Linked DNA regions of Homo sapiens: all the other regions are linked to region 1. The links are chromatin contacts, found by Hi-C or POLR2A ChIA-PET in ENCODE. All regions are on one chromosome and are shown on one strand. Each heading gives the region's core, a stretch centred on a gene start or an enhancer-like site at or near the end of the contact. The rest is flanking DNA. Distances are from core to core; before and after follow the strand shown. Region 1 holds the start of VANGL1 (VANGL planar cell polarity protein 1). Region 2 holds the start of CD58 (CD58 molecule). Region 3 holds the start of LINC01765 (long intergenic non-protein coding RNA 1765).

Evidence for each region. A loop is a pair of places that touch in the nucleus more often than their neighbours do. ChIA-PET counts read pairs that join two places held with the same protein, here RNA polymerase II (POLR2A). Pooled maps may share reads with other maps.
Region 2: a loop to region 1 is called in a map with no recorded cell type, with 4 times the contacts of the local background. The contact joins the promoter of CD58 here to the promoter of VANGL1 in region 1. A Hi-C loop is called at or near these places in 1 of 37 single-sample maps with no recorded cell type and 1 of 50 pooled maps.
Region 3: a loop to region 1 is called in a pooled map, with 15 times the contacts of the local background. The contact joins the promoter of LINC01765 here to the promoter of VANGL1 in region 1. A Hi-C loop is called at or near these places in 4 of 37 single-sample maps with no recorded cell type and 9 of 50 pooled maps. POLR2A ChIA-PET finds 5 or more read pairs at or near these places in 1 of 52 experiments (PC-9).

What each region holds. Positions count from the first base shown.
Region 1 is chr1:115,639,222-115,644,215 of GRCh38, forward strand. VANGL1 (VANGL planar cell polarity protein 1) reads left to right here and starts at 2,749. Exons shown (of 8, transcript NM_138959.3): 1 at 2,749-2,865. RefSeq lists a silencer at 2,481-3,470 and an enhancer at 2,606-3,364.
Region 2 is chr1:116,569,092-116,574,085 of GRCh38, forward strand. CD58 (CD58 molecule) reads right to left here and starts at 1,935. Exons shown (of 6, transcript NM_001779.3): 1 at 1,812-1,935. The coding sequence starts at 1,881. It overlaps LOC124904385 (a long non-coding RNA gene), which reads left to right and starts at 1,884. Exons shown (of 2, transcript XR_007066497.1): 1 at 1,884-1,962; 2 at 4,723-4,994. RefSeq lists enhancers at 1,007-1,066, 4,950-4,994 and silencers at 1,537-1,606, 1,677-2,136.
Region 3 is chr1:115,095,903-115,100,896 of GRCh38, forward strand. It overlaps LINC01765 (long intergenic non-protein coding RNA 1765), which reads left to right and starts at 3,745. Exons shown (of 2, transcript XR_947722.3): 1 at 3,745-3,849. RefSeq lists an enhancer at 3,796-3,855.

The DNA.
Region 1 (4,994 bases), core at 1,499-3,998:
TGCAGTGGGCTCTGCTCGGTTCAAACTTCCCAGTGGCTTTCTTTACACTGTCAGGGGAAAATCATCTACTCAAGCCTCAGTAATGGCGGATGCCCCTCCCCTCAACAAGCTCCAGCATCCCAGGTCGACTTCAGACTGCTGTGCTGGCAGCAAGAATTTCAAGCCAGTGGATCTTAGCTTGTTGGGCTCCATGGGGGTGGAATCCCCTGAGCTAGACCACTTGGCTTCCTGGCTTCAGCCCCCATTCCAGGGGAGTGAGCAGTTACGTCTCACTGGCATTCCAGGAGCCACTGAGGTATGAAAGAAACCTTCTGCAGGTATCTCAGTGTCTGCCCAAATGGCCGCCCAGTTTTGTGCTTGAAACCCAGGGCTCTGGTGGCATAGGCACCCAAGGGACTTTCCTGGTCTGTTGTTTGTGAAGACCATGGGAAAAGCATAGTATCTGGGCTGGAATGTACTGTTCCTCACAGCACAGTCCCTCATGGTTTCCCTTGGCTAGGGGAGGGAGTTCCCCAATCCCTTGCGCTCCCTGGGTGAGGTGACGCCCCACCCTGCTTCAGCTCGCCCTCTGTAGGCTGCACCCACTGTCTAACCAGTCCCAATGAGATAAGCTGGGTACCTCAGTCGGAAATGCAGAAATCACCTGCCTTCTGCATTGATCTTGCTGGGAGCTGCATACTGGAGCTGTTCCTATTCAGCCATCTTGCCCAGGTCCCCCGGCATGTTTTTTTTTTTTTTTTTTTAATTGAGATGGAGTCTCGTTTTGCCCAGGCTGGAGTGCAGTGGCATGATATCAGCTCACTGCAACATCTGCCTCCTAGGTTCAAGCAATTCTCCTGCCTCAGCCTCCTGAGTAGCTGGGATTACAGGTGCCTGCCACCACGCCTGGCTAATTTTTTTATTTTTAGTAGAGATGGGGTTTCGCCATGTTGGCCAGGCTGGTCTTGAACGCATGACCCCAAGTGATCTGCCCATCTCAGCCTCCCAAAGTGTTGGGATTACAAGCTTCAGCCACCAAGCCCGGCCTCTACATGGCATTTAAAGGTGAATTTATTATTTTAAAATAGGTTATTTGCAACTACCCCTCTTTCCCACAAAACATCATCTGGTAAGGTGGCTAGACATAAGAACCTAAGTGAATTAGAATTACTTTCTGAAAACTCATTGAAGATCTCTGTGTTAATTGGAGCTATTCAGGTACATGACTAGAATTGGAAATCCCTGGCCTGTTTGAACTTTGAAAGTTCTACATTTTAGAGATGAGAGAGACATGTTTTTATAATGTTCTACATTTCTGACCCTGAGTGCTGATTTGGGTGAATAGACCATTGGCTTTACCCATAGGAACCTGGCTGCCTGAGTCAGCAACATCTGCTCTCTGGAGCCTACTGGGAGGCTGGGGGTGGGGGAGGAAGATGGTCTAGGCCACTGAGTGGGGCAGCAGAGCCTGGGGACTAGGAGTGGTGAAAATCAGCCACATTGAACATATGGGTGTCTTCTCAAGGAAATGTGACATATGCGAGAGAAAATGGAGTCTAGAAGGGATGAGGAAGAGGTGATCAAGGGAGTGAGGGGTTCTTGGAGCCAAGGTTCCCTGATTAAGGCTAGTCAGGGTGGGCCTGCATTTCCCCACCCCAAATGCCCGCAATACTCCTGTAGACAACTCTTAGGAAATTCAGCACTTCATTATACACTGCTTCCACTGGAAAATCCTGCCACGTAAGCAGCTTTGGGTCCCAGCTAGATTGGAGATGATCAGTAAGGAACCCTAATGCTACCAACACAAGACAACTAAGAAAAGTGCAAATATTCATGAAAATCGTTGCCAACTGTTTTGTAATCCTCACCACAATCCTGCAAGGTGGACAGCAGCATCCTCACCACTTTTCAGACAGGTAAACAAAGGCTCAGAAAGGAAACAGTACCTGGTTGGAATCAGCACTGAAGCTTCAGCTACCTGCCTGCAGAGATGTGCTCATCTAGCAGTTTCTAGGAGACTAGGCTGGCGGCAGTGCCTGCTCTGATAAGGGAGGAGGAGGGGAGAGGCTTGCTGTGGTGGCTTGTAGGGGGTGTGTGTGTGTGTGTGTGTGTGTGTGTGTGTGTGTCTATTTGTGGGGTCATTTCCAGGGCTACATGTGAGTTTAAGTGTGTGTATATGGGTTGAGATATGGTGTATATGGATATTTGTCGGTCAGTTCTTGGAAAGTGTGTATATGAGTGTGTGTTGAGTGGGGTTGGGGGGTTAGTCCCTGAGCCGTGTGAATATGTGGATGGGGGCACTCGTGAGGGCAAATGGGCTCGGATTTTGTGCATGATTGTGTGTGTGTGTGTGTGTGTGTGAGCTTGAGATTCCAAGTATGTGGGGGAGGGAGGGGGCGGTGTCGGAGATCAATCCCTGGGCCATGTGTTTATAGTGTGTGTGTCTGCCCAGAAGAGAGTGGGTTACTGGGCTGTGCACGTCTGTGTAGGGTGAGTGTGTGTATGAGGGTGAATGAGTGTGGGAGGTGTCATTCCCTGGTCCGTGTGTAAGAGTGTGACCGCGCACGCCTTCGTGTGTGTCCCGGGTGTGTGGGGTCGGGGCGGTGACGAGGTGAGGGGGACGCCGGCCGAGCCCCGCCCTCCGCTGCAGGTGGGCCGGCCCCGCGGCGGGGCCGGCAGCGCTAGCTGTTCTTGGCTCGCGGCCGCGCCGGGCTCGCAGGGCTGGGCTCGGGCTGCGGGGCGGCGCCGGGACAGGAAGCGGAAAGCAGCAGTGCAGCGGCGGCGGCGGCGGGGCTCTGCCTCTCCAGGAGCCCAGCGCAGGCCGCAGAGCCGGGGCCGCTGTGAGCCGAGACCGCGGGCCGCGGAGCTCGGGCGGCCGGCGCGGAGGTGAGTCCCGCGAGAGGCCGAGCGCTGCGCGGCGGCGGTCCCCGGGGCAGACCGTTGGCTGGGAGACGCCCCCACCTCGGACCCCGCGTGCCCCTGCGCCCTCCTCCCGCATTCGCCCCGCCGGACTTCGACCCCGGGTGGCCGGCTCCCGCCTCGGGCCGGGGGCTCCCTCCCCTCCTCCGGAGCGCTCCGGGTAGTGCTTCCTCTGACTCCACTCTTCTCCCCATGCGTTGCGCCCCTCCTGGCCCTGCCGTGCGATCTCCGCCGCACCCCACTCCTTGGGGTCCCGGGGTTCCCTGCTCACACCTCGGACGTCCCTTTCTCCCCGGGCTGGCCTTTGGAGTGCGCCCCTTCGGTGCGCGTGCCGGGGCGGCGGGCAGGCCGGCAGGGAGTGGCCGAGCGTTGGAGGCACCGGGCGGCTGCAGCAGCCGTGCAGGGCGGGAGCCGGGCGCGCACCGGGGTTCCCACCCCTGGCGGGGCTCGACCCGGGCGCCGCCTGGCCCTTCGCCAGGAACCGGGACAGAGCTGGTCTGTGTGCACACCTCGCTCACAAAAAATTGAGCCGGCCCTGGAGGCCTGGGGGGCGAGTCCGGTTGCGCCTCGGAGAGCGCAACAGGCAGGTAGGAGTTTACTTTCAAAAACGCCGGGGTGGAGCAGAGGCGCCTGGCGGGTCTCTGCCCAAGGTGTCCCTGCTGGAGGAAATCTCACCGCGCCGGGGCAGCCTTCGCCACCGGCAGGACCTCATTTCCTTCTGCAGTCTTTGAACTGCCCCAAGCATCGCGCCTAGAGAAGTGTGAAGCTTTATAAAAATTTAAACGCGTCCGTGGTGGCGGCAGCAGTGGGGCGGAGCCGCGGCCTGGCTGCTGTGTGATGAGCAGATGAGACTTGGAGCTGAGGAATCTGTTGCTCAGTTTTCACTTCTCCAAACCAGGTCTAATGCCCACGCTGCGAAGGTGTTGTGAGCTCTCTTAGATTCTCCTTAGGAAGTGTTAGAGCGCCTTATGATGATGATTGTGTAGATGGCCCATGCATTTTGTTAAAACTCTTGACCTGGCTTTGGTTAGAAATGAATGTATTCTTAGACACTTAGTCCAAAAGCTAACAAACTGTAAAAGAATCTGGCATTTTCACTGACATGTTTATAAATTTTACGGGGCTGCTGAAAAATATTATAACTTGTATCACCAGTCAACAATGCTAATTAGCATTCTCCCGTCAGTGGGTGGGTTGAGTACACAGCTCCCAGGCTCTGCAAGTGAGATGGCAGAAATTGTCTGAATACAGGGAGAGGTAATTAGCCATTTTCTGTAACCACTAATTATAGAGTTTTTAGGGTTGAATTAAATCAATGTGATATAGTTGGGGCTTTGATTTGTGGGAGGAAACTGTTTCTTTTTCCAGTTCAAAGAAATAACACGCTTCACCTATCCATGAGCATTAAACATTCCCAAACGTTGATGTCTCTCAGTATAATTAGTGAAAACACTCAGTGTGGAATTTCACTATTAACAATGTTGGCAGTGAGGCTTGCTTGCAACTTAATTTGTAAGTAAAATGGGAGAAGAATTTTGAGAGTGATATATTTGTAAGGACTGCTTGCCAAGCAGTACATTTTTATTGTCTTATGTATTAAGCAACAGGACAAAACCATAAAGGAAATTTAAAGTTTCTTTACCAAGCAACAATTCCATGTCACCCTTTGTTTGAAGGATAAATGTGTTGAATGAAGAAGGCATCCTCCCCTTCATCATCCCCTTAACACACTTATATACACACACTGTGCTTGCTACCCTAGGCCTTATCAGCTATTTTGGTGGGATGGGCCCTTGTCACATTGTGTTTTAATTGGAGGTCTCCACATTGGGGCTGTGAGCTCATTGGGAGTTAGAACTATTTTAGATCCATTTCTTTTCTCCTGAGTGCCCCACGATGCTTGGAACACTGAACCTGTGAGTAGAAGTTGAAATTGCAAAATTCTTAGTGGGGTTATATGTGGTTTGGGACAATTTGTGATTGTTGCTTATACTCCTCTATATAAACAAACAATTCTAGTAATTGCTACAGTGCTGTCAATTTTCTGTAGCTAAGAACACAGGTTCTGGAGTTAGACTCTCAACGTTTAAGCCCTG
Region 2 (4,994 bases), core at 685-3,184, 930 kb after region 1:
AACTGGGTTTGCAGTGGAAGGGAGAACACAGGTACAGGCAGCAGTGACCCAAGGTGCCAGGGAATGAGGGACCAGCTTGCCTGGAGGAGAGTTACCCCATCCATTCAATTAATCCCTGTTTGTATCTCTTCTTTTCCCCAGCCACCCGCACATGAACTCCCCAGAGCTATTTGGGCCCTGTGATGGTAGTCCACCCTGGCCTTCTGGCCTCCCTGCCTCCAATTCCTCCTGACTGCAGCCTTCCTCTTTGTTGCTAACAGATTCTTCTTCCCAGGCGCATGGTCCTGATCCTGTAAGGCCCAGGAGAAGCTCTCTCAGCTCAGAGAATCCAGACTCCCTAAGGGGACACTCAGCAATCTTTTCCCACATTATCACATGTCCACACATCACCAGTCCTTGAAGGCTGGGCTCAAATATCCTCCCTCCCATGAAGACTGCTTCACAAAAGACACTTGATTTCACAAAAGAGACTGCCTTCTTCTTCCCTCTGTACCCTCACAGCTCACCTTTTTTTTTTTTTTTTTTTTTTGAGACAGGTCATATTCTGTCACCCAGGCTGGAGTTCAGTGGCACAATCACAGCTCACTGCATCCTCTGCCTCCGGGACTCAGGTGATTCTCCCACCTCAGCCTTCCGAGTAGCTGGGACTATAGGTATGCGCCACCACGCTCAGCTAATTTTTGTATTTTTTGTAGAGCCGATCTTTCACCGTGTTGGCCCTGCTGGTCTCCGATTCCTGGCCTCAAGTGATCCACCTGCCTCAGCCTCCCAAAGTGCTAGGATGACAGGTGTAAGCCACCACGCCCAGCCCAGGCCTCTTACAACACTGACTTATCTGATCGTGCGGGTACTTTTGAGTCTATCTCAACCCCTCCCCCTTGGCTGTCTTCCATAGATGCACACGCGCACCTCCCGGGCAGGCAGCGGACGCTGAGCAAACGGACGGACGGGCTGGAGGGCTGGCAGTGGGGTGCAGGAGCCAGCCATGAGAACCCCTCAAGTACAGTTGAACTCGCTGGGAGGTTACTGCTGTACTCCCGGGGTTTTGCTATGGCCTGACTGGGGCCAATGTGTGGAGGGTGAAGGAGGATGGGGAGGCAAAATGGGAAGAAGGGGACCTATTTCCTGAGGTTGTTGTGACGACTTGGCTGACAACACACGGAGAGGATGGAACCAGTTCTGATACTAGTTTTTAGGATTTGAGGGGAGGAAAAAGGAGCAGGAGTCGCACCACTTAGGAATCCCAACGTGAGGCCGCTGCCGACTGGGCTTCCTAGTTGCCTACCCGCTCCTCGCTGTGGGGCGATTCTGAAAAGTCCTCTCTGCTGATACGGCGGACGCCGCGCGGGCGGGGACGGCACCGCGCGGGGAGGGCAGCAGGCGTCGCCCTCGAGCAGGTGGCATCCGCGCCCGCTCCCCGTCCCGGGCGCGTTCACGGCTGGGAAAAATTTTGCAGTCCGCTGAAGCGCTCAGCGACGTTACTGGGGAAGCCCAGGAAGGAACTTGGTCACTGGAGCTCGGGAGGGGGCCGGCGGGGGGGCGCAGGCCCCGCAGGAGAGGCTAGCGGGCCGGAGCCCGTCCTTCCCTAAGGCCACACAGTTCCTTGCTGACTCCATGAGGGACACTGGCGATGAAATAACAACTTTCTCTTCCTGAAAAGGCTCCCACGGCTGAGTTGTTCCCGGCCCACAGCGACCCGTCCCCACCCGTCTCTGATCGGCAACCGCCTCGAGCCCGGCGCGTCCACCCAGCCTGGGTGCTGCCCAGTACCCGCCGGCCGGCGCGGGGCCCCTGGGGCAGGCTTCACTCACCAAAGCAGTGCAGCAGGCAGACCACGCTGAGGACCCCCAGGGCCCGCCCCGCGTCGCTCCCAGCAACCATGGCTCGTCGGGCCGGCCTCTGCGCGAGTGCCCAGCCACAAGCAGCCCTAAGTTCAAGCACCGCCTACGCGGTCGGCCAGAAGTAGGGCTCCGCCCCGCCCTGGGCTGGCAGCCGGCGGCCCGCCCCGGCCCTTCCTCCCCCACCCTCCGCGGCGCCGCGTTTGTCTTCGCGCTTCCACTCCCCGGGCGCGCCTCTGGCCTCGGCTCTGCGCGCCTCCTTCCTGTGTCCCCGGGGCGCCGTCCAGTCCCCCAGCTCGGTCCCTCCCGTCATTCCGCCGCCATTCCATACGCTATTTTTAAGTAAGAAATTCTTTCCTTGAAAATGGCTTGGTTTTAAAAACCAAGGTTTTAAAGTAAGAAATTCTTTCCTTGAAAATGGCTTGGTTTTAAAAACCAGGTTTCTCTGCCTTCCTACCGCACCTCCCGCGCTTCCCCTTAGCGTTTGGGGCGTGCTGTAGGCCCCTCCGTGGCTAGACGGGGCTGTGGCTCCCAGAGAGCCACCGGAGGAGGCAGCAGGACGGGCGGGAGCACCCGGGGCCCCTCATCCCTTCAGCGCTGTGTGATCCCGCATCAGACGGCCTCTTTGAACCACTTTTCCTCAAACATGACAAGGAAAGGGAGCATTTTAGACAACTGTTAGGCGTAGGGTTACCTGAGGCAGGCCTCCCCCGTCCCCATACTCCCTTATCCCCGGAGCTGGGATTTCCAGCCTTTGGTTTCTCCCTTCTCAGATTCCTCTTTTTCTGTCTTCCCCCATCTCAACCGGGACTTTCCCTCAGGCTGAGATGTCAGATCCACATCTCCCTCACTGCCCAGCCTCCCCACATCCATCCAGCCCAAGCTGAGGCAGGCACTCATCACTCTCCCCGCTCTTCATCAGTCTGGATTGAGCTGGCCCTCCCCTCACATCCCTATATCCCAGAACAAATGACCCTATTCCCAGAACCAGCTCCTCACATCAGCCTCCCTGTCTGTCCCCTTTCTTGCAGACAGAAGCACCAGAGTTGCCCCTGCCCAGCTGAGGGAGTTCACAGAACTCTTAGTTATTATGTGAGCAGGAATCCATTTCCATGAACAGGACTCCCTGCTGCCCAAATAACCACCAACACATACATGGTGCAGGTTGTGAAACTGAGTGGGAATGTGCTTTCTTGCTGCTTCACCTCCATTATCCCCAGGTGGGGACTCGAAGTCACTCAAGACACTTGAACCATATTGCAAAGAGACATGAATTATTTCTTAAGTTAGCCATAAAATCTTAAAAGGTATCTCTATCAGTGAAACTTCTGGGACCAATGCCCTCTACCACAAACCTGCTATCTCGAGATATTCCCTACCATCTGTAGATACTGGGAACACAAGGCAGGGGCAGTGTGTAACATAAAATATGAGGAAATCAAGTGTTCTCTGCCCTGGGCTGGTAGGAACTCAGGCCAACTTAGAAAGGCAGGATGGGGTTAGACCTTCAGACACTGGGGAGCCACAGAAAGTTTTTGAGCTGGGAAGTGATATGACAGCAAACATCTATTGAGCAGGCCCTGTGTGAAGTGCATTGCTTGGATTAACTTAGTCTTACTGCTGCTGTTGTTTTTGCAAATGAGGAAACTGATGCCTGGGGAAGGTAAATTACTCAGGGCACACAGTAAAGGGCAGAACTTGGAGTCCAGCTGAGGCCATGTCCAATGCCTCTACTCTTATCCCTTCATACAGGAACGGGATATGATAATGGGACTTTTGGACTGACAGCTATGCAGCCATTTGGACTGCCAGCAAGAGCTGTTAAGCCCCTTAAGAGCAGGGCTGAGGAAAGAACAGCCCAGTCACATGGGGCTGGGGAAGCCCCTCACCCCCAGGTCATGGTCTCCAGGTATTGGGTGAGGAATAACTCATTAGGCTTCCTTGGTTGGACTCTCCTTTGACCAAGGAGCAGTGCCTGCTCTTTCATTGAGAGAAATGCTGTCCATCAAGCACTTTTAGAAGCCCTCAAATGCCTGGTTAATTTTATGAATCAAAAGCAGCTCAGGAATGCTGGACCTGCAATGCGTTAAGCAGGCAGCCAAAAAGATTCCCTTTACATACTGAGAACCTGCTATCAAAAGGAGGGGTGGATGTATTTTTCATGCTGTGACTAGTATTGCAAGGTCCAGTTTTATCTTCTTGTCACTGTAGATAATCATGGATGAGAAAGTAAGAAAAGAGGGCAGCTGAAGAGGCCGGGGCTGTTCTTCCTAGCATGCCACTCTCTGGTGTCTTGACTCTCGTTTCTGCCAAACCTTTGGAACTACTCCCACAAAGCTTAGGAATCCCAGAATGTAGTGAGCAAAACACTGCTCAATCCTGCATAAATGCAAATTGTCATTTTCATTGCATGCCTCATGAGGGAACATACATTCATTTATATAAATACTGGTTGGATTTGCACGAAGGACATAGAAGGGTAATCTTATTCCATAATACTCTATTTCCCTTTTTAAAACATACCCTGGCAGAAAAAGAACATTAGAAAAAAATTAGGAAAAATTATACATAAGACTTAACATGGAACCATTATGGGTACCCAAGGGAGAGGCAGTCACATTTTCAACTCCTGGCCAAGCCAGCAGCTGCAAGGAGTTGATAAGGATGCAGCCAATGGTTCTGGGAGCAGAGGAAAGCACACACGAAAGCTTTTGAAAGTCTTGGATTTAGAAAAAGAAGAAAAAAAGAAGTGTCTCCCTCTGCTTCTTACTATCTAGTTCCTTTTTGCATATTCTATGAATTTTAAAGAATTATAGATGGGTTCTGACTAATCACGTATCACTGCTATGGTTTTAATCATTCTAACATTCTTCTCAATTTGCAGATGTAAACCCCTCCCAACACTGGAAGAGGAAACAGAGACCAGTGCGCTGTGCAGTCTCACTTAACTAGAATGCACAACTCCTGCTTTTATCACCATTCTGGGAAATCCCCGCTGCATTTCATGGCCAGGGCAGCACTTCATAGTTGGAAAAGGATGGTGTGGACTTGCCGCAGAGGCCCTAGAGAAGGCCATCCTGTGTTCCTGCTCTCCTTCTCATCCGGCTTCTACCCCCACCCCACCCCCCAACAAAAACGCTACAGGTTATAAGATCT
Region 3 (4,994 bases), core at 2,495-4,994, 540 kb before region 1:
CCACAACTTAGGAGGGAATGAGCAGTGAGGAAGTCATAACAATTGTTCTCTTTTTTAAGTGAGAAATGTGCTTTTTTTTTAACTTTTATTTTAAGTTCATGGGTACACGTGCAGATTTGTGATATAGGTAAACTTGTGCCTTGGGTTTATTTGTACAGATTGTTTTGTCACCCAGGTATTAAGCCCAGTATCCATTAGTTATTTTTCCTGATCCTCTCCCTCCTCCCACCTTCCACCTTCCTATAGGCCCCAGAGTGTGTTGTTCTCCCCTGTGTGTCCATGTGTTCTCATCATTTAGCTTATAATTGAGAACATGTGGTATTTGGTTTCCTCTTCCTGCATTAGTTTGCTAAGGATAATGCCCTCCAGCTCCATCCATGTCCCTGCAAGGGACATAATCTTGTTCTTTTTATGGCTGCATAGTATTCCATGGTGTGTATGTACCACATTTTCTTTATCCAGTCCACCATTGATGGACATTTAGGTTGATTGTATGTCTTTGCTATTGTGAAGAGTGCTACAATGAACATACGCTTGCTTGTGTCTTTATAATAGAATGATTTATATTCCCTCGGGATATACCCAGTAGTGAGATTGCTGGGTCAAATGATATTCCTGTTTTTAGTTCTTTGAAGAATCACCACATTGCCTTCCATGATGGTTGAACTAATTTACACTCCCACCGACAGTATATAAATGTTCTTTTTTCTCTGCAACCTTGCCAGCATGTGTTATTTTTTGACTTCTTAATAATAACCATTCTGACTGGTGTGAGATGGTATGTCATTGTGGTTTTGATTTGCACTTCTCTCATGATCAGTGATGTTAAGTATTTTTTCATATGCTTGTCGGCTGCATGTATGTCTTCTTTTGAAAACTGTCTGTTCGTGTCCTTTACTCACTTTTTAATGGGGTTGTTTGTTTTTTTCTTGTAAATTTGTTTAACTTCTTTATAGATGCTGGATATGAGACCTTTGTCAGACACATAGATTGCAAACATTTTCTCCCACTCTGTAGGTATTGAAACTGGGTATTGAAGGAACATACCTCCAAATAATAAGAGCCATCCATGACAAACCCACAGCCAAAATCATACTGAATGGGAAAAAGCTGGAAGCATTCCTGTTGAAAACCGGCACAAGACAAGGATGCCTTCTCTCACCACTTCTATTCAACATAATATTGGAAGGCCTGGCCAGAGCAATCAGGCAAGAGGAAAAAAATAAAGGGCATCTAGATAGGAACAGAGGAAGTCAAACTATTCCTGTTTGCAGACAACATTATCCTATATATACAAAATCCCATTGTCTCAGCCCAAAAGCTCCTTAAGCTGATAAACAACTTCAGCCAAGTGTCAGGATACAAAATCAATATGCAGAAATCACTAACTTTTCTTTTCTTTATTATTATTATTTTTTAGATGGAGTCTTGCTCTGTCACCCAGGCTGGAGTGCAATGGCACGACCTCGGCTCACTGCAAACTCCACCTCCCAGATTCAAGCAATTCTCCTCCCTCAGGCTCCCAAGCAGCTGGGATTACAGGCACGCGCCACCACGCATGGCTAATTTTTTTTTTTTGTATTTTTAGTAGAGATGGGGTTTCACCATGTTGGTCAGGCTGCTCTCAAACTCCTGACCTCATGATCCACCCGCCTTGGCTTCCCAAAGTGCTGAGACTACAGGCATAAGCCACCACACCCGGGCAAAAATCACTAACTTTTCTATAAACTGACAACAGTCAAGCCGAGAGCCAAATCAGAAATGCAATCCTGTTCACAATTGCCACACACAAAAAATAAAATACCTAGGAATACAGCTAACAAAGGAGGTGAAAGAGCTCTACAAGGAGAACTATAAAACACTGCTCAAAGAAAGCAGAGATGACACAAACAAATAGAAAACTTTCCATGTTCATGGACGGGAAGAGTCAACATTGTTAAAATGGCCATACTGCCCAAAACAATTTATAGATTCAATGCTATTCCTATTAAACTACCATTGACATTCTCCACAGGACTATGAAAATTATTTTAAAATTCATATGGAACCAAAAAAGAGCCCAAATAGTCAAGACAGCCCTAACCAAAAATAACTAAGCTGGAGGCATCACATTACCGGACTTCCAACTATACTATAGGGCTACAGTAACCAAAACAGCACAGTATTGGTACAACAGTAGACACATAGACAAATGGAACAGAATAGAGAATAGAGGCTGCACACCTGCAACTATCTGATCTTTGACAAACCTGACAAAAACAAGCAATAGGGAAAAGACTCCCTATTCAATAAATGGTGCTGGGAGAACTGGCTAGCCATATGCAGAAGATTAAAACTGGACCCCTTCCTTACAACATACACAAAAATCAACTCAAGATGGATTAAATACTTAAATGTAAAACCCCAAAGTATAGAAACCCTGGAAGACAACCTAGGCAATACCATTCTGAACAATTGCTCTTTCAAGAGGCTTAGTTGTGAGTGGTGCAGCAAGATGAGTGGAAGCAAGCTTCTTTTCTTTTTCCTTTTCTTCCTTCCTTTCTTAATGGGGAAGATTTAAATGTGTTCATAGTCCTGGGGGAAGGTGCCTGGGGAGAGAGAGGTTGAAGGAGAAGAAAAGCGAGAGCAGTGTTTCTGCAGAAATAGAATGGGACTGAGAACCAGACACTGATGGGGGCTTGCATTTGGAAACAAGGAAAATAAGCAAGGGTGGAGTTGTAGTACCATTTTGTATTATATGTCTCATAACCCTAGTATCTGAACTCTCTGTGATCAGACTTTGCTGCCTGTGGACTTTTCTACGTATTGATTTTAGTGTCTTGTTCCTTGTGTATTATGTGATTTTTTTAAAGCTGTAAACTGCTTACTTTCCTTGGAAATTTGTGGGAATTCTTTGAGTCCTTAGTTGAGATTTTATTCCTCCAGAGAGGATTTTCTTTGCCTTCTGCAAATCATCTCAAGGCAGTACCATAGTGTTAATTCAGACAACAAATCCATTTGAAGGCTGGCTTGTGGTGACAAGGTCTCAGGGGAGATTTTCCCCACTCCAACACCAAGTCCAAAACGTATACATTTCTTTGTCGTCTTTTGCATGATGGGTTTATTTCTTGTCTACTCTTCCCTTGAGGGTGTATCCTTTGGGAGGAGGTACCAGGTTTGGGTGAGGTCTCCTAATACACTGTCTATATTAATGGCATTTTAGGCTTTACTTCACAAACCCCAAGCGGTTGCAGCTGTCGAAACCGAAACCCAGGGCAAAAGGTGGCTTTGGTGCCTGCTTACTTCGAGTTCTTGCTTTCACTTCATTTTGGCCTTTGTAGATTCTCTTCCTTTTGTGCTAGCTCAACGATGTGGTTTTATTTTTACATTCTTACATATTTTATCCAGGGTCTTAGTTTCAGTCGAGAAGGTAGTTCAGGATATCAAATCTGCCCTACTGCTAGAAAAGGAAGCCCGGTGTGCCTGCTATCGTAACTTTGGTTTTGATAAGCAAACACGAGCAGTTTTTGACTGCTGGGTTTACAGCATAGGAACCCTGTTGCTATGCAGCTGTTGTTGGAAAATAGTCTGTGGGCTCAGAGTTTCTAAACCAACCGTCTATTGGATGCCCAGAGAAGGAAGGAAAGCGAGGGCCCTGGCTTGCTGATTACAAACCATCTCCATGGTCACAGGTTGCTGGGTGCTCCTTTTACGATGTTTTCCCAGCAGCATGCAGGCAGCAGTAGCTTCCTTTGATCATTTTTCAGTTTCTGTTATTTGCTAGTGAGAGAAAGTTTATACCTGCTTGTGGGGACATGAGTGAAGAAAGAGAGGGGACTTTGAAACAAGAGAAGAGAGCAAACTCAAAAGGTAACTGTTTGTTTTCATAGGACCCTATGGGAACAACTAGCCCATTTTTGTTTTCACTCGTGCAGCCAGTTGGGGGAAGGAGAGGAACATAACTCATCCAGGTCTGAGGTCTAAGTCTGAATATTTATTGTGCCTCACAGATGATCCCCATTTGAATCATCCAAATTAGGAAAGAGTTTAAAAAATTACTGAGTAATAGTCTGGCAGAATTTTAATGTGACTTCTCTTGTTGACTTTAAGGTTTAACAGAGGCCCCAAAGGCTGAGAGCAAAATTGTAGGTACTTAAGTACCTTTACATTCTAAAGCAAGGTGCAAGATTGTCTATATTAGTCAGACATTATATATTCATATAAGAGATTTATTATAAGGAGTTGGCTCATGTGATTATGGAGGCTGACAGTCCTGAGGTCTGCAGTCAGCAAGCTGGAGACCCAGGAGAGCTAATAGTGGGGTTCTAGTCTGAATGCTGTCAGACTCCAGACCCAAGGAGAGCTGATGTTTCAGTTCAAGTCCAAAAACAGGAAAAGATCTATGTCCCAGGTCAAGCACTCAGGAAGGAGTTCCTTTTTACTTGCAAAAGGGTCAACCCTTTTGTCCTATTCAGGCCTTCAGCTGAGCAGATGAGAGCTGCCCTTTAAGAATGGTAATCTATTTTACTTGGTCTACCAATTTACACCCTCACAGGCATACCCAGAATAATGTTTGACCAAATATTTGGGGCCCCCCTGGCCTAGTCAAGTTGACATGTAAAATTAACCATCACAGAGAACAAAAGAAATGTAAAACAGGTAGACTAAATTGAAAACATACAATGAGATGGTAAATTTATACCTAAATATATCAGTAACTTCTGTTGAAAATAATCAAGAAAAAGAGAGATTGCACAAATAACCAATGTCAGGAAAAAAAAAAGATTAATAACTCCAGATCTGCAGAGATTTAGATAATAATAGGATAATATAAACAACTGCAAATAAATTTGAAAGGTAGGTAAAATGGACTGATTCCTTTGAAAAGTAACATCAGAATGCACTCAATGAAAATTAGAAGTTTGAATAGCCTTGTAAGCATTAAAAAATTGTATATGATCTTTTCACAAAAACAAAAAAGTCCAGCCCAGATTGTCCTTCAGTGGTGTGTTCTG